Regions from separate parts of the Homo sapiens genome. Here all the other regions are linked to region 3. A link is an interaction called in ENCODE POLR2A ChIA-PET data of the cell type or tissue named here. Cell type or tissue: Panc1. All regions are shown on one strand. Region 1 overlaps FBXO24 (F-box protein 24). Region 2 overlaps ZAN (zonadhesin). Region 3 overlaps TSC22D4-C7ORF61 (TSC22D4-C7orf61 readthrough).

Region 1 (8,000 bases), 130 kb after region 3:
AACCAGCGTGTCTAAGAAATCTACCCAAGCTCCAACTCATCTCCCTCGTGTCATCTCATCCCTTGAACCTTCCATCTCCTTCCTTCCTCCAGACACGAAGGGCCTGTATTTCCAGGCATTTGGAGGCCGCCGCCGATGTCTCAGCAAGAGCGTGGCCCCCTTGCTAGCCCACGGCTACCGCCGCTTCTTGCCCACCAAGGATCACGTCTTCATTCTTGACTACGTGGGGACCCTCTTCTTCCTCAAAAATGCCCTGGTCTCCACCCTCGGCCAGATGCAGTGGAAGCGGGCCTGTCGCTATGTTGTGTTGTGTCGTGGAGCCAAGGATGTGAGTAGCAGAACCCTGGCAGCTGAGAGCCCACCTGTATTAGTCCATTTTCACACTGCTATAAAGACGTACCAGAGGCCGGGTGCAGTGGCTTACACCTGTAATCCTAGCACTTTGGGAGGCTGAGGCAGGCGGATCAGCTGAGACCAGGAGTTCGAGACCAGCCTGGCCAAATGGCGAAACCCGTCTCTACTAAAAATACAAAAATTAGCTGGGTGTGGTGGTGGGTGCCTATAATTCCAGCTACTTGGGAGGCTGAGGCAGGAGAATTGCTTGAACTTGGGAGGCAGAGGCTGCAGTGAGCTGAGATCGCACCCTTGCACTCCAGCCTGGGCAACAAGAGGGAGACTCCGTCTCGAAAAAAAAAGACATACCTGAGACCGGGTAATTTATAAGGCAAAGAGGTTTAATTGACTCATAGTTCCACATGACTGGGGAGGCCTCAGGAAACTTACAATCATGGCAGAAGGGAAAGAGGCACGTCTTACATGGCAGCAGGCGAGAGCACACAAGCAAGAGCAGGGAAAACTGCCTTATAAATCCGTCAGACCTCGTGAGAACCCACTATCACGAAAACAACATGGGGGAAATTGCCCCCGTGAGCCAATCACCTCCCACTGGGTATTACAATTCGAGATGAGATTTGGGTGGGGGCACAGAGCCTAACCATATCACCACCTCTCTTTTGAGGACCCAGGCCCCCATCAGTCTTGAGGTGTCTTTCCTATGACTTCTGCCCTCCCACATAGGAACCTGAAATCAAGGGCTCATTTCCCAACTCTGGACCCAAGCATTTCACTTCCCACCCCAGGATCCAGCTGCCCCAGCCCCATCCCATTTTGAAACTCTAGATCCCAGACGCCCTCATCTTTTCCCCCAGTTTGCCTCGGACCCAAGGTGTGACACAGTTTACCGTAAATACCTCTACGTCTTGGCCACTCGGGAGCCGCAGGAAGTGGTGGGTACCACCAGCAGCCGGGCCTGTGACTGTGTTGAGGTCTATCTGCAGTCTAGTGGGCAGCGGGTCTTCAAGATGACATTCCACCACTCAATGACCTTCAAGCAGATCGTGCTGGTTGGTCAGGAGACCCAGCGGGCTCTACTGCTCCTCACAGGTGTGGCCCAAAGCAATGGCTTTTGCAAACTGTTTCCTGCAGATTCCTCAGACCCTGCTGCAGAGGAGGGGGAGGGAGGCCCCTCAGACTGGGTTCCATATGCCACCTTATCCTAGTCTCCATCTAAACAGCTCTGCCCTTCTCTGTCTCCTAGTCTAGGATTCTGCTTAATATTTTATATGAATAAAAGGCCCTGTCCAGGTGTGGTGGCTCACACCTGTAACCCCAGCACTTTGGGAGGCCGAGGTGAGCAGATCACCTGAGATCTGGAGTTTGAGACCAGCCTGGCCAACATGGCGAAACCCCATCTCTACTAAAAAATACAAAAATTAGGTCGGGTGCGGCGGCTCACACCTGTAATCCCAGTTTTTGGGAGGCCAAGGCGGGTGGATCACGAGGTCAAGAGATCGAGACCAACATGGTGAAACCCTGCCTGACTCTACTAAAAAAAAATACAAAAATTAGCCAAGCGTGGTGGCGCGTGCCTGTAGTCTAAGCTACCTGGGAGGCTGAGGCAGGAGAATCCCTTGAACCCAGGAGGCAGAGGTTGCAGTGAGCCGAGATCACGCCACTGCACTCCAGCCTGGTGACAGAGCGAGACTCCGTCTCAAAAAAAAAAAAAAAAAAAAATTAGCCGGACGTGGTGGCATGGACCTGTAGTCCCAGCTACTTGGGAGCCTGAGGCAGGAGAATCGCTTGAACCCAGGAGGTGGAGGTTTCAGTGAGCCGAGATTATGCCACTGCACTCCAGCCTGGGTGACAGAGTGAGACTCCATCTCCAAAAAAAAAAAAAAAAAAAAAAATCAGATGTCCCCAGCTTCCATGCCAACCACCTCACTATACTCCAAACTGCTCCCTACTTTCCCAATGTCCTTTATACTCAACCACATCCCCAGGCCTGAGACCCTTTAGGCTTTTTCTTAAAATATTTTTTTCTTTTTTGGAGCAAGGTAGAGATGGGGTCTTGCTATGTTGCCCAGGCTGGTCTCGAACTCCCTGCCTCAAGTGATCCTCCTGCCTTGGCCTCCCAAAGTGCTGGGATTACAGGTGTGAGCCACCACACTTGACCACCTCTAAACTTCTGAATGCCAGGCAGGGCCCTCAATCCCCAGACCTCTCACTCAAATCGGATTCTAACAAATCTGCTAGATTTTTCTCTCTGCTCATCTCTCATGCTGAAGTACTTCCCTGATTTATGGTGGGAACTGGAGTCTGGGGGACTTGGGGTCACTCTTCCCTTATTTCTTTCTCAGCCCCACTCTAGGGCAGTAAATGTGTCACCCATATGGCCTAGGGAGTCTCTTGGGATGTTTATGTGGATATTGGAGAATCCCCTCCCCAACTAATTGCTTCCCCTACCCCCAGAGGAAGGAAAGATCTACTCTTTGGTAGTGAATGAGACCCAGCTTGACCAGCCACGCTCCTACACGGTTCAGCTGGCCCTGAGGAAGGTGTCCCACTACCTGCCTCACCTGCGCGTGGCCTGCATGACTTCCAACCAGAGCAGCACCCTCTACGTCACAGGTATGGACCACCTCCCCCCGGCTCAAGCCCGCAGCCTTGGTTAGACCCTCTAAACATCAACACCCTTCACCCTTACTCCAGCTGCATGGTGAACCCCTGAGGGCATCCTAGTGAAAAGATGTGTTTAGGGCCGGCATGGTGACTCATGCCTGTAATCCCATCACTTTGGGAAACCGAGGCAGGTGAATCACCTGAGGTCAGGAGTTCAAGACCAGCCTGGCCAACATGGCGAAACCCCATCTCTACTAAAATACAAAAATTAGCTGGGTGTGATGGCAGGCGCCTGTAATCCCAGCTACACCAGAGGCCGAGACAGGAGAATCACTTGAACCAGGAGGTAGAGGTTGCAGTGAACTGAGATCGTGCCACTTCGCTCCAGCCTGGGTGACCGAGGGAGACTCGGTCTCAAAAGATGTGTTTTCAGTTCCCAGGCATCATAGTTGATGCATTCCTAGTGGGTATGAGACTCCTTGGATCTTGTAGCTTTCATCCCAGGTGGGGCCTTATCCCTAGGAAATGGGTGCCCAAAGCTGCTGAGCTGAGGGCTCCTGACCCCCCAGACCAGGGGGGAGTGTATTTTGAGGTGCATACCCCAGGGGTGTATCGCGATCTCTTTGGGACCCTTCAAGCCTTTGACCCCCTGGACCAGCAGATGCCGCTTGCTCTCTCACTGCCTGCCAAGGTAGGCTCCTGGAGGGACGGGGCAAACCAGAGGGGTGGCGCTGTAGGGATTGGAAGGTCTGAAGTATTATAGGAATCAGATTATTGATCCAGAGGGGCAGGGGATCCCCAGGGAGAGGTATGCCAAAAGAGATCAGCTGGGGGCTCGGTGCGGAGGGAGGCTGAGGAGGGAGTATCGCTTGAGCCCAGGAGCTCTAGACCAGCCTGGGCAACATAGTGAGATCCCATCTCTAAAATATATATATAGAAAGAGATCAGCTGGGGATGGCAGGTTAGTGGCTTGGAGACTCTGGAACTCAGAGTTCCTCTGGAGGGAATGGAATCCCTATCCCCTTTCTATCTTGCACGCTAGATCCTATTCTGTGCTCTTGGCTACAACCACCTTGGCCTGGTGGATGAATTTGGCCGAATCTTCATGCAAGGAAATAACAGATACGGGCAGCTAGGAACAGGGGACAAAATGGACCGAGGGGAACCCACACAGGTGAGACTATTTCCCAGCAACTCTCATCCCAACCCCTTTCCTCCAATTCCCTAACCCCCAGATCTGTCCACTTCTCCAGATTCCACAGAATCCAATTTCTGTTCCTTTGGGAAGTTAAGCCACTCAGTATGTAATGCCAGTGGTACTACCCCATGTCTTACCCAGGGTTGGCACTACGAGGTCCATTCTGTGCAGTGCACACTGTAAATGCAATAGGAATTTAGTGAAGGGGTAGGGTGGGTGACCTGGGCAGGCTAGAGACTTCTAGAAGAGGTAAGATGTGAGCAGGGGCCAGGTGCAGAGCCTCACGCCTGTAATCCCGACACTTTGGGAGGCCGAGGTGGACAGATCACTTGAGGTCAGGAGTTCTAGACCAGCCTGGGCAACATGGTGAAACCCCGTCTCTACCAAAAATATAAAAAATTAGCTGGCTGTGGTGGCACATGCCTGCAATCCCAGCTACTCAGGAGGTTGAGGCAGGAGATTCTCTTGAACCTGGGAGGCTGAGGTTGCAGTGAGCTGAGATCGTGCCACCCTACTCCAGCCTGGGCCACAGAGCGAGACTCCGTCTCAAAGAAAAAGAAAAAAGATGTGAGCAGGGCATCGTGGGTTACATAAGACTTAGGTAGGGATAGAGAAGGCATTCTGTGTGATGAGGAGGGGGATAGGCACGAAACTTGCACATACCTGGGACAGTGACAAGACGGGTCTCACTAAAGCACAGAAGGCATCTTGGGAATCACTGAGGTATGAGGTGGTACAGGTGGGCACAAGCTTAGAGAGGTGTAGATTTGGGGAAGAGTCACTGCAGGTTCTGGAATAGGAGAAGGCAACCCCCAAGAGGTGACTGAGAATGTGTCAGGAGCCTTGTGCAGAGGAGGCCAAGGAGGGGAGCCCGCCAGGAGGCTGTTGAGTGATGACAGCACTTGAGACAAGCGCCTGGTGCTGCAGCGAGAATGGGAAGGAATGGATACAGGAGCTATTTGGGAAGAAAATGAATAGGGCCTCAAAACTGATTAGATGTAGAAGAGAGGGGTATAAGACAGAGGTGGCTCTGGAAGAAAGATATCTCACACCTGTAATCCCAGCACTTTGGGAGACCAAGGTGGGTGGATCACGTGAGCCCAGGAGCATGAGATCAGCCTGGACAACATGGTGAAACCCTGTCTCTAGAAAAAATAAAAAATTAGCCAGGTGTGGTGGTGGGTGCTTTTAGTCCCAGCTACTCGGGAGTCTGAGGCACGAGAATTGCTTGAGCCTGGGAGGCAGAGGTTGCGGTGAGCCGAGATCGTGCCACAACATTCCAGCCTGGGCAACGGAGAGAGACTCTGTCTCAAAACAAAACAAAACAAAAACCACACTCAATTGGAAACGTCTAGCTGGCAATTAGATTCTACCTGGGAACATGGTTGAACAAACAGAAGTAGAGACTGAAAAGCAACTCTGAGAAGTAGGCCCTGTGGTAGACAGGGGATGAAGAGGTGCCTCTAAGACAGGCCGTGCACCCCTCTAACACTGTCCCAGAAGCCACATGAGAAGGAAGTTCCAAATGGGGTGGGTGGTAGGGTTAATTGATGGTGTGACAATGTAAGATACATTTACTACTGACATGGAAAAGATAGTCATGCCATATTTTTAGGTGAAAAAGACTTTTATGAAATGGTTTACATAGTACCATTTATTTTTATTTTTATTTTTATTTTATTTTCAAGATAGAGTCTTGCTCTGTCTCCCAGGCTGGAGTGCAATGGCGCGATCTCGGCTCACTGCAACCTCTGCCTCCCAGGTTCAAGTGATTCTCCTGCCTCAGCCTGCCAAGATGGGATTACAGCGCCCACCACCATGCCCGGCTAATTTTTGTATTTTTAGTAGAGACGGAGTTTTACCATGTTGGCCAGGCTGGTCTCAAACTCCTGACCTCAGGTGATCTGCACACCTTGGCCTCCCAAAGTGCTGGGATTACAGGTGTGAGCCACCGCACCCAGCCTCTTTTTATTTTTATTATTACTTTTTTGAGACATGGTCTCCACTGCTTCCCAAGCTGGAGTGCAGTGACACAATCGTAGCTTGCTGCAGCTTTCAACTCCAGGGCTCAAGAGATCCTCCCGCCTCAACCTCCCAAGCAGCTAGGACTACAGGAATGCGCCACTACGCCCAGATAAGTTTTTGTTTTTTTTGTTTTTTTTGTTTTTTTTTTTTTTAGAGACAGGGTCTTGCTATGTTGCCCAAGCTTATATTGAACTCATGGCTTTAAGCAATCCTCCCACCTCAGACTCCTAAAGTGCTGGGATTACAGGTGTGAGCCACCACACCTGGCCCCATCCCATTTTTTGTTTAAAAATACACAACTTGCCCATCATGGTGGCTGACATCTGTAATCCCAACTACTCAGGAGGCTGAGACAGGAGGATTGCTTGAGGCCAGGAGTTGAAGGCTGCAGTGAGCTGTGATCACCACTGCACTCCAGCCTGGGTGACACTGAGACCCTATCTCTAAAAAATAAAAAATATACAATTTATGTGTATTTGTTTGTTTAGCCAACAGTGAAGAATATCTAGCAAGATGTTAATAGTAGATGGTGGGATTTCCAATGATTTTAAAATTAATTTTTTGCTTGCCAATGTTTCATAATTTTTCTAGAATGACCATAAATTACTTATCAGTGTCTTCAGAATTAAAGCGCTAACAGGCTCAGGAGAATGAGGGGGCAGAAGACGCCCTGGGATTTAGCCACTGAGAGGCCAAGTGCCTCTAGAGAGAGCATGTCAGTAATGTAATAGAGAGAAAAGCGAGATCCCAGGGAGGTGCTGGATAGACTGGCTGTGGGAAGGAACAGTAATGTGGTCAGCCTCAGATTGGTCATGTAACCAACTCTGCTGCTTAAGAGAGAGAGGCAGGAAGCGGCAGGAAGCAAGTAGAAGCTTTTTTTTCAAAAACAGGGTGGCCATTTTGGAAAAGAATTATGTGATAAGTTGAAAATGCTAGGCTAAGCATTTCAACTAGCTCACACCTGTAATCCTAGCACTTTGGGAGGCCAAGGCAGGTGGATTGCCTGAGCCCAGGAGTTCGGGACCAGCCTGGGCAACATGGTGAAACCCCGTCTCTACTAAAATACAAAAGAAATTAGCCAGGTGTGGCGGTGTGCACCCATAGTCCCAGCTACTCGGGAGGCTGAGGAAGGAGAATTGCTTGAACTGGAGAGGCGGAGGTTGCAGTGAACTGAAATCGTGCCACTGCACTTCAGCTTGGGCAACAGAGCGAGACTCCGTCTCTACAAAAAAAAAAAAAATGCTAGAGGCTGAGGTGGGAGGCCCGGAGTTCGAGATCACCATGAGCAACATAGTGAGACACTATCTCTATAGAAAATTTAAAAATTTAAAATTTAAAAATTATAGGCACATGCCGGGTGTGGTGGCACATGCCTGTATTCCCAACTACTCAGGAGGCTGAGGCAGAAGAATGGCTTGAGCCCAGGAGGTCAAGGCTGCAGTGAGCTATGATTGCACCACTGCATTTCAGCCTGGGCAACAGAATGAGACCCCATCTCTAAAAAAAGAAAAGAGAAAATAAAAATGCTAGAGTGGAGGCTGGGCTCAGTGGTTCATGCCTGTAATCCCAGCACTTTGGGAGGCCAAGGCAGGCAGATCACCTGAGGTCAGGAGTTCGAGACCAGCCTGGTCAACATGGCAAAACCCCTTCTCTACTAAAAATACAAAAATTAGATGGGTGTGGTGGCAAGGACCTGTAGTCCTAGCTACTTGGGAGGCTGAGGTGGGAGAATCACTTGAACCCAGGAAGGCAGAGGTTGCAGTGAGCCGAGATCGCACTGCTGCACTCCAGCCTTCCGACTCTGTCTCAAACAAAAAAA
Region 2 (8,000 bases), 290 kb after region 3:
ACCCTGTCTCCACTTTAAAATTAAAAAAAAAAAAAAATTAGCTGGGTGTGGTGGCGCACGCCTGTAGTCCCAGCTACTCGGGAGGCTGAGGTGGGAGGATCACTTGAGCCTAGGAGGCTGAGGCTGTAGTGAGCCATGATTGTGTCACTGCACTTCAGCTTGGGCAACAGAGCAAGACATCGTCCTAAAAAAAAAAAAAAAAAAAAAAAGCAAAAGCAATTCTGTGGGTTTTAGTATATTCCTAAGGTTGTGCAACCATCATCACTTTCTAATCCAAACACTTTCATCACTCCAAAAAGAAATCCTATACCTATTAGCAGCCACTCCCCACTCCGCCTTCCCCCAGCCCCTGGCAACCACACATTTCTTTCCTATATCCATGGATTTGCCAGTTCTGGACAGTTCATACAAATGGAATCATGCAACATGTGAGCCTTTGTGTTTGGCTTCTTTCACTGAGTGTAATGTTTTCCGGGCCATCCATACTGTAGCATGCATCAGGACTTCATTCCTTTAAAAAAAGTATTTCTGGCCAGGCACGGTGGCTCACGCCTGTAATCCCAACACTTTGGGAGGCTGAGGCGGGCAGATCACAAGGTCAGGAGATCGAGACCATCCTGGCTAACACAGTGAAACCCCGTCTCTACTGAAAATACAAAAAAATTAGCTGAGCGTGGTGGTGGGTGCCTGTAGTCCCAGCTACTCCGGAGGCTGAGGCAGGAGAATGGCGTGAACCCGGGAGGCAGAGCTTGCAGTGAGCCGAGATCATGCCACCGCACTCCAGCCTGGGTGATAAAGTGAGACTCCGTCTCAAAAAATTAAAAATAAAAATAAATAAATAAATAAATGGAGTATTTCTTATTTTTTATATTTTTGAGACAGGGTCTCGCTCTGTCACCCAGGCTGGAGTGCAGAGGTGTGATCTCGGCTCACTGCAACCTCTGCCTCTGGGGCTCAAGCAACTATCCTGCCTCAGCCTCCTGAGTAGCTGGGGCCACAGGCCTGCACCACCACGACTGGCTAATTTTTGTATTTTTAGTAGAAACGGGGTTTCACCATGTTGGCCAGGATGGTCTTGACCTCCCAAAGTCTTGGGATTACAGGGGTGTAATCCTGTAATTACGCCTCAGCCTCGGCCTCCCAAAGTCTTGGGATTACAGGGGTGAGCCACTGTGCCCGGCTCTAGGGTTTCGCCCTGTTAGCCAGGCTGTTCTTGAACTCCTGGCCTCAAGTGATCTGTCCGCCTCGGTTTACCAAAGTGCTGGGATTACAGGCGTGAGCCACCGTGCCTAGCCTAAAATTGTTTTATTTTTAAATTTGTTTTGTAGGGATGGGGTCTCACTACGTTGCACAGCCTGGTCTCAAACTCTTGGCCTCAAACAGTCCTCCTGCCTCAGCCTCCCAAAGTGCTGGGATTATAGGTGTGAGCCACCGCACCCAGCCTTCAGGCCTTTTTATGGCTAAATAATATGGTCCTGTTTCCTAGAGAAGAACTTGAGTTTGGGGGTAGAGGAGAGACAGGGAGACTCCCTGAGAAAGCCATGGAATGAAAGCATGACAGAGGCTGTTTTCCCCTTAGAGCGCTGCCCTCCAAATGCCCGCTACGAATCCTGTGCTTGTCCTGCTTCGTGCAAGAGCCCCAGGCCTAGCTGTGGGCCCCTCTGTCGGGAGGGCTGTGTCTGCAACCCTGGCTTTTTGTTTAGTGACAACCACTGCATCCAGGCCTCTTCCTGCAATTGCTTCTACAACAACGACTACTATGAGGTAAGCCCCCCGGGATGCTGGGGTCCCATGAGGGAGATTGATGGCAGAACACCTGGGTTCCAGCTCCATCTGCTCCCCATGTGAAGGCAACAGGGATCACCGGATAGTCCCAAGGGGTCAGCTCAGAAGCAATGGTTACATGATGGCGAAGTTATTCATTCAATCTTTTCTTTTTTTTTGAGACAGGGTCTCGCTTTGTCGCTCAGGCTGGAGAGTAGTGGCATCATAGTGGCTCACTGCAGCCTCCACTTCCCGGGCTCCAGTGATCCTCCCACCTCAGCCTCCCAAGTAGCTGGGACTGCAGGCACATGCCACCATGCCCAGCTAATTTTTGTATTTTTGGTAGAGACAGGGTTTCACCACGTTGCCCAGGCTGGTCTTGAAATCCTGAGTTCAAGCAATCCTCCTGCCTCAGCCTCCCAAAGTGCTGGGATTATAGGCATAAGTCACCGTGTCTGGCTGGGCACATTTCTTTTTTTATTTTATTTTATTTTTTTTGAGGCAGAGTCTAGCTCTGTCACCCAGGCTGGAGTGCAGTGGCACGATCTTAGCTCACTACAACCTCCACCTCCCGGGTTCAAGCAATTCTCTGCCTCAGCCCCGCAAGTAGCTGGGATAACAGGCTCACGCCACCACCCTGGCTAATTTTTGTATTTTTAGTAGAGATAGGGTTTCACCATATATTCTTTACGTCTTTAAATCTTTTATCCATATTTATAAAGTGTACACAGTAAGATTTTCTACCTCATATAAGATTATTGTAAAGATGAAATTAAGTCCTAACACATACAATTACTTAATAAGTGTTAATTATTATCATTAGCAATTTATGATAAATATATGCAACCTATTAATTAAAAGTGCATTAAAGGGCCCAGCGTGGTGACTCACAGCTGTAATCCCAACACTTTAGCAGGCCGAAGTGGAGGGATTGGTTGAGCCCAGGAGTCTGACGCTGCAGTGAGCTATGATTGTGCCACTGCACTCCAGCCTGGGCGACAGAGTGACACCCTGTCTCAAAAAAAAAAAAAGAAAAGTGCATTAAGCTATTCATTAATGTGCAGAGCCTCTTCCCAGCTGCAGGTGTTCTTCCCATTGACATCAGAGCTTCTGCTTGTCCCTTTTGGGACTATTATTTCTTTCCCCTGCCTCCTTTAACCAGTCTCCTGGGTCTCTCTGAGTTGCTGCTGAGATTAGCTTCAGCCACAGCCTGGGCAGAAAGATCTGTCACAACCATTGGCACCAAGAAGCTCTTCCCTCTGCCCTAGGAGGCATGTATTCACTTTTGTTTTTTTTTTTTTGACAAACTATTCACTCACAGTTCTCTATTGATGCAAAAACCATTCTAGCCGTGTTTGTTTGTCTGTTTGTTTTTGAGACAGAGTTTCGCTCTTGTTGCCCACGCTGGAGTGCAATGGTGCCATCTCCGCTCACTGCAACCTCCGCTTCCCAGGTTCAAGCGATTCTCCTGCCTCAGACTCCGGAGTACCTGGGATTACGGGCATGCGCCACCACGCCCAGCTAATTTTGTATTTTTGGTAGAGATGGGGTTTCTTCATGTTAGTAAGGCTGGTCTTGAACTCCCGACCTCAGGCGATCCGCCCGCCTCAGCCTTCCAAAGTGTTGGGATTACAGGCGTGAGCCACCGCGCCTGGCTGTATTCACTTCTAATAGATTCATTTATGCATTCAACAAATGTTTATTTAGTACTTTCTTCAAAGGTGTGTTTTTTTGGTTTGTTTTTTGGGGTTTTTTTTTTGGTAGAGATGGGGTCTGGCTCTGTTGCCCAGGCTGGTCTATGAACTCCTGGGCTCAACCCATCCTCCCACCTCAGCCTCCCAAAGTGCTGGGATTACAGTGGTGAACCACCACACCCAGCCTACTTAGTACTTTCTACTCTGCTGGCACTGGGGTCGCCACGAATAGGCTGTGGTCCTTGCCCTCATAATGCCCTCAGATTCAGAGAGACACATGGGGTCTTGGTTTACTCCTTCATTCAGCAAGTATTTACTGAATGAGAGCACTCATGGGAGGGCTAAGATGTTGGGTAAAGACAGATATTGGCTGGGTGCAGTGGCTCATGCCTGTAATCCTAGCACTTTGGGAGGCCAAGGCGGGCGGATCACCTGAGGTCAGGAGTTCGAGACCAGCCTGGCCAACATGGAGAAACCAAGTCTCTACTAAAAATACAAAAATTAGCCGGGCGTCGTGGCGGGTGCCTGTAATCCCAGCTACTCTGGAGGCTGAGGCAGGAGAATCGCTTGAACGCTGAAGGCGGAGGTTGCAGTGAGCCAAGATCACGCCACTTCACTCCAGCCTGGGTGACAGAGTGAGACTCCGTCTCAAAAAAAAAAAAAAAAACAAAAAAACAGACAGACATAAGGCTGGGTGCAGTGGCTCACGCCTGTAATACCAGCATTTTGGGAGGCCAAGGCAGGAGGGTCACTTGAGCTCAGGAATTCAACACCAGCCTAGGCAACACAGCAAGACTCCATCTCTCCAAAACGTTAAAAAAAAAAAAAAAAAAAAGTCGGGCATGGTGGCATGTGCCTGTAGTCCCAGATACTTGGGAGGTTGAGGCAGGAGGATGGTTTGAGCCCAGGGGGTCAAGGCTGCAGTGAGCCATGATTGCGCCACTGCACTCCAGCTTGGGCAACAGAGCAAGACTCCATCACAAATAAATAAATAAATAAATAAATAAATAAATAAATAAATAAATGAAAAAGAAAGGCAAAGGGAGAAGTACTCTAGGAGCTATATGACTGTGTGACCTCACATCCCTTTCTCCCAGCCTGGGGCAGAGTGGTTCAGCCCCAACTGCACAGAACATTGCCGCTGCTGGCCCGGCAGTCGGGTCGAGTGCCAGATCTCTCAGTGTGGGACACACACCGTGTGCCAGCTTAAGAATGGCCAGTATGGATGCCACCCCTACGGTGAGAGCCCCTCCCCATGCTGTCCCTGCCTGCCAGCCAGTTGGAGTAGACGTGACGCCAGGATCCCAATCCCTCGCTTGAGCAGAGGATTGGGGGCCTGCCACCGGGCAGCGGGTGGGCCAGCATGTGCGGTCCAGCCTGGAGGAGCCACAGAAGCAGCTTCGCCTGTTCTCCTTCCCCCTCCCAGCAGGCACTGCCACCTGCTTGGTCTACGGAGACCCTCATTATGTCACCTTTGACGGGAGGCACTTTGGCTTCATGGGCAAGTGCACTTACATCTTGGCCCAGCCCTGTGGCAACTCAACAGGTAGGCCCTGGAGATGCCACTGCGGCCTGGGGGGAGGGTCTGTGGGCAGCGCTGCTAGGCATGGGGCATGGTGGGTGGCAGGAAGGGGCAGGGCACAGATGGGGGAAGAGGCAAGATAGGAGCAAGTTCTTCTGTAAGGTGAGGGTTGAAGGCCAGGCACAGTGACTCACACTGGTAACCTCAGCACTTTGGGAGGCTGAGGCAGGAGGATCACTTGAATCCAGGAGATTGAGACCAGCCTAGGCAACACAGCAGGACTCTCATCTCCATGAAAAAAAAAATTAAAAATCAGGCCGGGCTCAGTGGCTCACGCCTGTAACCCCAACACTTTGGGAAGCCGAGGTGGGGGGTTCACCTGAGGTCAGGAGTTTGAGACCAGCCTGGTCAACATGGTGAAACCCCGTCTCTACTAAAAATATAAAAAATTAGCCAGGCTTGGTGGCAGGCACCTGTAATCCCAGCTACTTGGGAGGCTGAGGCAGGAGAATTGCTTGAACCTGGGAGGCGGAGGTTGCAGTGAGCCAAGATCGAGCCACTGCACTCCTGCACTCTAGCCTAAGCAGCAAGAGCAAAACTCTGTCTCAGAAAAAAAAAAAAATTAAAAAATCAGCTGGGTATGGTGGGACACACCTATAGTCCCAGCTAGTCGGGAGGATGAGGCAGGAGGATCGCTTGAGCCCAAGAGTTGGAGGCTGCAGTGAGCTATGATCACACCACTGCACTCCAGCCTGGGTAGCAAAGTGAGATCTTGTCTCGAAAAATAAATAAATACACACATAAATGAAGTTAAAAACAAAAAAGCAAAGAAGGCAGTGGTAGTGGTTAGGGAGCACAGACGCCCTGGAGGATGTTCCAGCCACTGAGTGGAGACAGACACGCTGCGGCTGCAGGCTCTTCTGGAAGAGGCAGTCGTGGTCTGCTCCTGTGTGGATCCGGCCTCCCCTACTGGACTTTGGGGCTGGTGTCTCGGTGGCGCTCATCTCTCCCTGCGGCGCCAGGCTCAGGGCACTGCTCGCGGCAGATGTTCAGAAATGAGCCACTGGGCTCTCTTCATTCCTCTCCCTACCCAGACCCATTCTTCAGGGTGACAGCCAAGAATGAGGAGCAGGGACAGGAAGGCGTGTCCTGCCTGAGCAAAGTCTACGTGACCCTGCCCGAGAGCACCGTCACCCTGCTTAAGGGCAGACGCACTCTGGTGAGCCCCATTCCACCCCCACCATCCTTGCAGGGTCTGACTGTGTGTCCTGGCCAACCCTTCCAATCCCTGAACCTTTCCACGGATGGGGTTCAACAAGACAGTGACCTGCAATCCCAGCTCCTTGGGAGGCTAAAGTGGGAGGATTGCTTGAGGCCAGGAGTTTGAAGCCAGCCTGGGCAAGATAGCAAGACCCTGTCTCTTAAAAAATAGAAAAAATTAGCCTGGTGTGGTGGCACTTGCCTGTTGTCCCCTCTACTCCAGAGGCTGAGGTGGGAGGATTGCTGGAGCCTGGGAGGTCGAGGCTGCAGTGAGCTGTGATTGCACCATTGCACTCCAGCCTAGGCAACATAGTAAGACACTGTCTCCTAAAAACAAAAACAAAAACAAAACAGTGGTGAGGAAGCTCCAGTCCACTCCTGGTGGATGAGATTGTTAGGCCGCTGTGGATGGTGTCCTGCCTCCCAGCTATGGAAATGAAAGTCTGCTGGGGTCCTCCTTGACCCCCAGCTCTGTCTGTCTCTTGCCTCTGCCCTGCCTTCCAGGTTGGGGGTCAGCAAGTTACTCTCCCAGCCATACCCTCTAAAGGCGTCTTCCTGGGTGCAAGCGGGCGGTTTGTGGAGCTGCAGACGGAGTTCGGTTTGCGGGTGAGATGGGATGGTGACCAGCAGCTGTATGTTACTGTGTCCAGGTAAGGCAGTGTCCCAGCCAGGCAGCTGCCACTTCTTCCTGCTGCCTCTTCCTGCTGCCTCTTCTTCCTGCTGCCCACCCTGCCCACTCCCCTTCCATCCCTGGCACCACTACTTGATCCTTTATGCATTCACGGATGGGAAGCACCCTGCTTAAGTGGCAGGGATCCCTTTGGACCAGGAGACAGGAGAAAATGGTTTCGGGGCATGTGATAGATAGCAGGATGGATGTACATGCTTTGGGAATGTGCTAGAAGGAGCACTAGTGAGTTCTGGAGGCTTTCTGAAGGGCAGTCACCTGGTCCCATTCTCGAAGGAAGAGTGGCTCCCCAGATGGACAAAACAAGGGAAAGCAAGATTCTTCTTCTTCTTTTTTTTGAGACAGGATCTCTCGCTCTGTTCCCTAGGCTGGAGTGCAGTGGTGCTATCTCGGCTCACTGCAACCTCTGCCTCCCAGGTTCAGCAATTCTCCTGCCTCAGCCTCCCAAGTAGCTGGGATTACAGGCGCACACCACCATGCCCAGCTAATTTTTGTTTTTAGTAGAGATGGGATTTCATCATGTTGCCCAGGCTTGTCTCGAACTCCTGACTTCAGGCGATCCTCCTGCCTCGGCCTCCCAAAGTCTTGGAATTACAGGGGAGCCACTGTGCCCGGCGAAAGAAAGACTTTATAAAAATACTTTATAGAGGCCAGGTGCAGGGGTTCCCGCCTGTAGCCCTGAACTTTGGGAGGCTGAGACGGGAGAATCCCTTGGGGCCAGGAATTCCAGACCAGCCTGGGCAACATAGTGAGACCATATCTCCACAAAAAAATTTAAATATTAGCCAGGCGTAGTGGCCTGCACCTATAATCTCAGCATGCTGGGAGGCCGAAGCAAGAGGATCACTTGAGGCCAGGAGTTCCAGACCAGCCTGGACAACATAGTGAGATCCTGTCTCTTAAAAAAAAATTAGCTTCTCGTGGTGGTACTTGCCTGTAGTCTCAGCTACTCAGGAGGCTGAGGTGGGAGAATCGCTTGAACCCAGGAGTTGGAGGCTGCAGTGAGCCGAGATTGCACCACTGTGCTCCAGCCTGAGCCACAGAGGGTGACCCTATCTCTAAAATAAATAAA
Region 3 (8,000 bases):
GTGGGAGCCACGGCGGCTGGCCAGGCCTGGCAAGGGCACCGTGTGCCCGGGGAGCCTGGCCCACACCCAGCCCCGAGACAAGGGGCCCATTCAGGGCCCCCCGCCCCGCCCCCAAGCAGCCACCCGGATCCAGCCCGCAGAGGGGACACACTGGGAAGCCAGGGGTGGATCTTGGGCAACCACCAAAGACCTTATTGTTTCCCAGCCCCCCGCCCAGCACGTGGGCAGACGCCCCCCCACCCCCAATCCTCACTTGCCCCTTCCCAGGACCCGAACCGCTGGCTCCCTTCTCCAGCCTCTGTCTCAATTCCTCCGTCTCCCACGCTTTAAACCTCCCCAGTCTGCAAAAGATCTCAGGGGAGCCCTAAATGGCAGGCGCGACCCCTGAGTCTGAACACAAGCAACGAACGAGATGTCAACCTCCAAATTCAAGTTTCTTCAGAGTTTTTAATTATTATTATTATTTTAATAACAACCTGAATCCCAGAACTTCCAGATACTGTCCACACTCCCTCCCCTGGGCAGAGGAGAGGAGGCACCTCAAGGGAACAAGATGGGGGTGGGGTGTCTGCCGGGGAGCCTCCGACTCCCCCAAGCCGTCTACTGCTGGGGGGTCCCAGGAGGGAGGGTGGGGGTTGGTTCCCTCCCAGAGGGGGCTCCCTCTGACGCCCCGTCCTGAAGCCCTCCCTCCTCCATCAAGGCTGGGGATGATGAGGAGATGGGGCAGGGGCCGGGGGACCAGGCCATTACTGAGCCTTGAACTCCCACCCCGGGGACACGGGGACATTAAAGCTGCATAGGAAGAGGGGGCAGGCGGCTGACGCAAGGCCGGGCAGCCCCAAAGGCACATTGTAAGGGAAGGGAGGCTCAGACGGAGGGCCCATTGGGCGCAGGGGGCCCAAGCCGTGGGACCCCCGAGGAGGGCAGCTGAGCCAGCTGCTCCGGGCTGGCCAGGGCGCGCAGCAGCCCATTCTCCTGCTCCAGCGCAGCGTTCCGCTCCGCCAATTCCCGGATCTGCTCCTTCAGCACCTCCACCTCCTCCCGGACCGCAAACATGAGGTGGGACTTCACCAAGTCCTGGGGGCCCCGGGACAGGCACAGCGTCAACGGGGTGGGTGCCTCATCCCCTGCCCAGTGCCTTGAGGGCTGGGGTGGGAGACAGTCCCCAGTGTCCAGAGGATGAGGGACAAAGCAGGGAAGGGACAGGGGAAAAGGACGAGGGACAGAGGCAGAGTCAGGGCTCAAAGACAGAGATGGGGACCAGTAGCCAGACTAGAGGCTGGGCAAAGTCAAGGGTGGAGGTGGTGGCAGGAGGGGGCAGAGGATGCCCAGCAGCCCAGCAGGGAGAGGGACGGAGGAGCTGGGAGTTGGTGTTCCCTGGTAAGGAAGAGGACAGGGCTGGGGCAGAGGGATGGCTTAAGGGGGCCAGGACCTCCTGGGACCAAGATGGCTTCTCTTACCATGGCTTGCTCGATTTTGTTGTCAATGCCAACCAGGCTTCCGGAGCCACTGGAGAGACACAGGAAGGTGAGGGGAGGAGAGGAGAAGCCTTCCCAGGTGCTGGTTTCTTGGACCACAGCCTCCCGCCCACACCCCCCTGTACCTGTGACAGTAGAGAATGAGGGAGAGGAGGGTTTTGTCCATCCCCCTGCGGGTTGAAGGCCGCTGCCCAGGGCCTCCCAGGCCCCGGTGGGGCGGGGGCCCAGATGTCCCTCGGATGGGGGATGCACCCCGGGGAGAGCAAGGGGAAGAGGCACAGCCCCTTTTTCGGGGCAGCCCCGGAGCCATCCCCACCACTCGGGTCTCATAAGACGACACCAGGGACTTGACAGAGACCCCTGGCTGGGCCATGCCCAAGGGGAAAGGGTCCTTAGACACCCCCCCAATGGAGAGGGATGCAGTGAAGGGAATGCCTGGGGGGCTCAGAGCCCCCCGGGCAGAGCAGGGTCTGGCTGGTGCCAGGCAGGCAGAGAGGAGACAGTGCCTCGGGGGTGCTGGCCTGAAAGATATACACCACCCCCCCAAGGGCAAGGCCTGGCTGCTATTGGCTCCTTGGGGACACGGGGACCCCCCCTCCTTTCAGCTCCTCGGTGGGCGGGAATTCCCAGACACGGTCAGTGCCAGTGTCCCCTTCTCACCCTGGCACCAATCCCAGAGTGGAGGGGAGGGGGCCGGCCGAGGAAGTCAGCTGGTGGCTGGGCCAGGGGAGGGGCGTGGGGCAGAAGCCTGGGTCTGAGCGGGGAGTGAAGGGTGTGAAGGGAGAGGAAGGGGCTGGCCTTCGGAGGCCCCTCGCCACCTCCGACCCCATTCTGTCCCCTCCGTCACTCAAGGCCTTGGGAAAGAGGGTGGAGGTGGCTGGGGTAGGGGGCGTTCTGACGTGCTCGTGGTCTTCCATAGATCATGAGCGCTCTCCCACCAAAAAACCCCACAAGGCTCACATCATGGGTGACCCCTGGGATCTGGCCAGAGGGTCCCTGAGTCTCCAGAGAAGACCAAAAATGGGAAAGGTTACCATGGCAACAGAAACTGAGCCCAAAGCCCTAGAAGATGAATACAGCGTAAAGGCCAGGCGTGGTGGCTCACACCTGTAATCCCAGCACTTTGGGAGGCCAAGGTGGGTGTATCACTTGAGGTCAGGAGTTTGAGACCAGCCTGGCCAACATGGAGAAACCCCATCTCTACTGAAAATACAAAAATTAGCCAGGCGTGGTGGAGGGTGCCAGCAATTCCAGCTACTCAGGAGGCTGAGGCAGGAGAATCGCTTGAACCCAGGAGGTGGAGGTTGCAGTGAGCCGAGATCGTGCTACTGCACTCCAGCCTGGACGACAGAGTGAGATCTTGTCTCAAAAAAAAGCCAGGTGTGGTGGCTCACGCTTGTAATCCCAGCACTTTGGGAGGCTGAGGCGAGTGGATCACCTGAGGTCAGAAGTTTGAGACCAGCCTGGCCAACATGGTGAAACCCTGGCTCTACTAAAAGTACAAAAAATTAGCTGGGCATGGTGGGGGGTGCCTGTAATCCTAGCTACTCTGGAGGCTGAGGCAGGAGAATCGCTTGAACCTGGGAGGCGGAGGTTGCAGTGAGCCGAGATCGTGCCACTGAATTCCAGCCTGGACAACAAGAGCAAAACTCTGTCTTAAAAAAAAAAAAAAAAAAATCGCCTATGGGCCTGGGACCTGGGTCTGGGGTCTCAGAGGAAGCGAGGGTTTGAGGAGAGGAAGGGAAGTGAGCTTGGAGAAGGGACACTGGGAAGAGGAGCAACAGGGCTTGGAAGAGGGCTGGGAGTCTGGGGTGACAGGGTCTGGCTGCAGTCTGGGAAGTGGCCACCAGAGGGCGACTCAGGCCTGGCTCAACAGCCCCCAGGGCCGGGCTCCAGGCTGGCTCCACGACGTTGGGCTCCTGGTCCCAGAACCTGGCTCTCCCTCAAGCCCCACTCTCAGGCCCCACCTGCGCAGGCCCTTGTGCTGACCTCATCCTCCAAGGCTCCCTCTCCCACCCCTCAGGCCCCAGGCTCTTGCCCTGAGGCTCCCGACCCACCCTTGCACCCCTGCACTCTGGCGCTGTGGCGGGATCCCCAGTCCTGCCCTCCAGCCCCCAGCTGGGCCCCCCTTGGAGCAGGGGCCTCAAGGCGCTGCAGCCCACATCCCTGGACTCCCTTGTAAGCCCTCCCTCCTGGCTGTCAGCTCAGACTTGCTTTCCTGCAGGGGGATCAGCACTCAATTCAAGGTGACCCCTGGATAAGGTCCTGCAGCCAGGAAGGGAGCACAAGGGAGCTGGGAATTTTCCATTTCTCATCCCAGCTCTGGGTGCAGAAGGCGCTGACAGGTGGAGCAACTAAGGAGGTGACTAGGCCTGAGCGAGCAGGATGGGGTGGGTGGGGGAAGGGCATCTGGGACTCTTGGGGTGGTGGGAGAGGAGAAGTTGAAGGGTGGAGGTGGGTCTGCCAGCAGGAGGGTCAAAGTAATTTTCGAGCTATTTCAATCAGCAACACCTGGGTGGAGATGGAGCCACCACAGAAAGCCCAATACTGCCACCACCCCATTAAACACTCACAGAGACCAAAGGGGTTGGATACACAGGGATAGGAACATGGGCCCTGCTGGGCAGAGACTCAGGGGTAAAGATGTCAAGTAAGGTGTTCATTCTCACCAGAGATAAAGGAATAATACAGCAATAAACGTTTGTTAGCCGACAGGTGACTGTCTTCTGTTTGTCTAGCGCCTGGGAGTTTTTGCTCTTGTTGCCCAGGCTGGAGTGCAATGGCGGGATTTTCCCTCATTGGAACCTCCACCTCTGGGTTCAAGTGATTCTCCTGCCTCAGCCTCCAGAGTAGCTGAGATTACAGGCATGAGCCACCATGCCCAGCTAATTTTTGTATTTTTGCCGGGGAGCCTCCGGCAAAATGGGGTTTCACCATGTTGGCCAGGCTGGTCTTGAACTCCTGACCTCATGATCCACCCACCTCAGCCTCCCATCTCAGTCCTGGGATTACAGGTGTGAGTCACTGTGCCAGGCCTCTATTGGAACATTCTAACACACACTTCAAGGGACCAGGGCTCTGGCAATGCAGGCCCTTCCCTTTAGGACCCCAAAGCGAGGGGTTGTGGGCACTGTGCTAGAATTCTTTGACAGGGTCCGGGGGAGGAAAGTAGGGGCTGCTGAGACAGGATCGACCTCCACCACAAGCCCAAAAGCAAGTTTGTATGGATTAGAAAATGCCCCCTTCTTCGAGATCCTTAATGCCATCTTCTGGAAAACTGTCGTGACTTCAAGCATTGACTGTGATTTCAAATATGAGCGGCACCCCCTGGAGTTAGTTGTGCAGTGTGTGACATGCACAGTGGGAGACTTAGCCCTGCAGGACTCTTGGTCCTGGGGCGGGGACAGCCCTAGAAGCTGGTCTTCCTCTTTGAGGGTCAAATAAAACGGCCTCAACATGAAGATGAGATAAAAAGCAGGACACCTGGGAGAAATGGGGAGCCTGGGATCTTGGGGACAGGGGCCAGCCCTGCACACTCTCCAGTGGGTTCAGGGGATCCCCCAGGGCCTAGGTCTGGGGCCAAGAAAGTGTCATCCAGCTGCCCTGTCTCTATGCTGTCCCGGATCTGTGGTGTCTTTGGGGCGGGGCTGGGGAGGTCGGGGAGGGGGAAGGGGGGCTGGCTCCCTGCCCTGCTTGGGAGAGCTGTACCTGACTGTCCTAGAGAGAAAGGATATTGTAGACCATTGCCGCCACCTCTTTGCCTGGGACACAGGCATCCCAGTAGGACAGTGGAGAAGGTGTGGCTTTGGAGTTGGACCCAGGCTCCAGCTGCAGTCCAGCCACTTAAACTAGCTGGGTGGCCCTTGGGCAAGTTTCTAAAACCCTCCTGGCCGGGTGAGGTGGCTCATGCTTGTAATCCCAGCACTTTGGGAGGTCGAGGTGGGTGGATCACCTGAGGTCAGGAGTTTGAGATCAGCCTGGCCAACATGGTGAAACCCCGTTTCTACTAAAAATACAAAAATTAGCCGGGCATGGTGGCATGCACCTGTAGTCCCAGCTACTGGGGAGGCTGAGCCAGGAGAATCGCTTAAACCTGGGAGGCAGAGGTTGCAGTGAGCCAAGATCGTGCCACTGCATTCCAGCTTGGGAAACAGAGCAAGACTCCATCTAAAAAAGAAAAAAACAAAAACAAAACAAAAAAAAACCTCCTTCTCTGAGTCTCAGATACTTCATCTGGCAAGTGGGAGAATGGAACTGCTTTTTAGGATTAGAAGGGAGAAGGCAGTACCGGACCCAAGGGAGGCACTGGATAAATAAATGTACCTTTTCTTTCCCAAGTCCCTGGGATCCATTCTGTATAATGCCTGGATCCCCCAGGCCGGTCACTGCCCCCACCCCCATTCCTTCCATCCACTTCTTCACACCTTAATTACCTCCTGCCTGCCGGGAGGGGACAAGGATTTCCAGCCCTGGGGCACGTGAGCATTCTAGATTCACCTGCACCCTCTGTTCGCCCATCCCCAGATTCAGGGACTGGTCAGGCGTCCCCAACTCCCTCCCTGTGATCCAGGCACTGAACATCTCAGCCCACCTTCCCTCTTAAGAGAGAGGTCCCAGGCCACTGGCATCCTGTCCTGCCAGCCCTGTGCACACCAGACAGGAGAGGTGGGGCCTACATGTCCCATTCCTAGGGGGCAGGGGGTGGCCCAACCCAAACCCGCTGGCCTGGCAGGGTGGGGCTTGAGGGGCTGGGCTGGGACAGATCCCCAAGAGCCTTGGAGCACAGCAGGGTGAAGTGGAGGCTGGGAACCGGACCGGTCAGATTGGGGTGTGCAGGGAGGGGGTGGGATGGAGGGAGGCAGGGAGGGAGGGTACAGGGGAAAGACGGAGGCCTCAGGAGGTTGAATCCTCTAAGACAGAGACAGCAGGAGGCTGGGCTGTGAACTCAACAGGGGTGGGGGAGGGACGGGGAGTCCTCTTGCCGGGGAACCTCCCAAGTGGGAGAGGGAGAGGGCGGGAAACGCTGAGAATAGCAGTGATGGCGGCAGGTGACTCTCCCAGCCCTGGCCGACCTCACACCTCGCACATTCCTGAGAGTGGGAATGGGGCGTGCAGAAGCCACCCAGTCCTGCCCAGCCCCGCCCAGCCCCACCCAGCACTGGCACTCTTGCCCTCCGTCCCACCAGCTCCTGGCCACCTCCTTTGCCAGGTCCCTATCCTCCCTGAGGCCGCAGGACCCTATCAGTGGTGGGCTTGAGTCCCTGATCCCAGCGAGTGGCCCCTGATCTGGGGAGGACAGGAAGGAGCGACTCCCATCTGGAATTGGTCCCTCAGGCACCCACTCACCCACTCTCGAAGCCCCACCCCCAATTTCCTTCCAAGCAGGAAGTCCCTCCCCTTGAAAACCTCCCACGGGAAGTCCCACTTCTCCCTCCAAAAGAAAAGCGGTGACTCCCCAGCCCTTCTGCCCGGTTCCTATCAGTCCCCGGGGAGAAGCAGGCAGCCTGGCTATCTCTGACTCACGATTCTGGGCCTCCCTTTTCAGCTTGCTGGCTTTCTTAGGAATGGTGACACCTGGCCCTGAAAACCCACCCAACAGAGCACTGTCCCCTAAAGGGAGAACCCCAGAAAGTCGCTCTCTGCAGTGCTGCCCCTGCCCCTTTGCCGTTCCTAGCTCTGATTCTGTTCCTAGCTGGCCCATCTTAGGGACTTGCTTTCTCGGTTCTAGAAATCTTAGGATCCTAAAGTAGACCCTGTGGGCTATCAGGATGTCACGCTCCACAGGTGCTGTTAGGGAGTCCCAGTCCTTTGTTAGGAGAGAAAGAGGGAGATGGAACTGGGAGGAAACTGATTTCCATTCTTTTTCAGTTTTTTTTGTTGTTTTTTTTTTGAGGCGGAGTCTCGCTCTGTCACCCACGCTGGAGTGCAGTGGTGCGATCTCGGCTCACTGCACCCTCTGCCTCCTGGGTTCAAGTGATTCTCCTGCCTCAGCCTCCTGAGTAGCTGGGATTACAGGCACGTACCACCACGCCTGGCTAATTTTTGTATTTTTAGTACAGACAGGGTTTCACCGTGTTGGCAAGGCTGGCCTCGAACTCCTGACCTCAGGTGATCTGCCCGCTTCAGCCTCCTAAAGTGCTGGGATTACAGGCATGAGCCACCATGCCCAGCCTACTTCCTTTATGTATATATATATATATTTTTTTTTTCTTTCTTTCTTTTTCTTTTTAGAGATGAGGTCTCGCTACATTGCCAGGGCTTGGTCTTGAACTCCTGGCCTCAAGCAATTTTCCTGCCTGGGCCTCCCAAAGCACTATGAGTACAGGCGGGAGCCACTGTGCCCCGGCCTGATTTGCTATTCTGTCTAGAGCATGCATTTGCCAGTGGGTTCCTGGGTTGGCCAGATGATCTCTAAATCTGCAAGAGCTCTGGAATCTGACAACAATGACTCCCTTCAGACTCTAAAAAAGTCTGTGACCTGACAGTTCTGAGCCAGGGAGTCCCACCCAGCCCTCTCCACAG

Evidence for each region. Peaks named below come from ENCODE experiments on the same cell type or tissue, not always from the same donor. Only the 100,000 strongest peaks of a DNase experiment are listed, where the experiment ranks them.
Region 1: POLR2A ChIA-PET joins it to region 3 with 12 read pairs; 28 of 35 experiments call an interaction of 5 or more read pairs at or near these places.
Region 2: POLR2A ChIA-PET joins it to region 3 with 10 read pairs; 4 of 35 experiments call an interaction of 5 or more read pairs at or near these places.

What each region holds. Positions count from the first base shown.
Region 1 is chr7:100,591,575-100,599,574 of GRCh38, forward strand. It overlaps FBXO24 (F-box protein 24), which reads left to right. Exons shown (of 10, transcript NM_033506.3): 4 at 93-328; 5 at 1,209-1,443; 6 at 2,809-2,967; 7 at 3,528-3,649; 8 at 4,001-4,132. PCOLCE-AS1 (PCOLCE antisense RNA 1) reads right to left here. Exons shown (of 9, transcript NR_038910.1): 7 at 1,251-1,500. Among named protein-coding and RNA genes, the nearest start is that of PCOLCE, 6.8 kb to the right of the region's middle. In Panc1, no CTCF peak of the experiment used is centred here; no DNase peak of the experiment used is centred here.
Region 2 is chr7:100,753,647-100,761,646 of GRCh38, forward strand. ZAN (zonadhesin) reads left to right here. Exons shown (of 48, transcript NM_003386.3): 15 at 1,580-1,764; 16 at 4,556-4,697; 17 at 4,885-5,004; 18 at 6,075-6,199; 19 at 6,745-6,890. Among named protein-coding and RNA genes, the nearest start is that of ZAN, 24 kb to the left of the region's middle. In Panc1, no CTCF peak of the experiment used is centred here; no DNase peak of the experiment used is centred here.
Region 3 is chr7:100,466,092-100,474,091 of GRCh38, forward strand. It overlaps TSC22D4-C7ORF61 (TSC22D4-C7orf61 readthrough), which reads right to left. Exons shown (of 6, transcript NM_001395846.1): 4 at 1,461-1,509. TSC22D4 (TSC22 domain family member 4) reads right to left here. Exons shown (of 5, transcript NM_030935.5): 4 at 1,461-1,509; 5 at 428-1,077. The coding sequence ends at 868. Among named protein-coding and RNA genes, the nearest start is that of SPACDR, 5.8 kb to the left of the region's middle. RefSeq lists silencers at 3,241-3,410, 3,451-3,600 and enhancers at 5,608-6,394, 6,395-7,179. In Panc1, CTCF peaks have their summits at 68, 3,329 (motif pointing right) and 3,531; a DNase peak (open chromatin) is centred at 3,320; H3K27ac peaks cover 389 bases.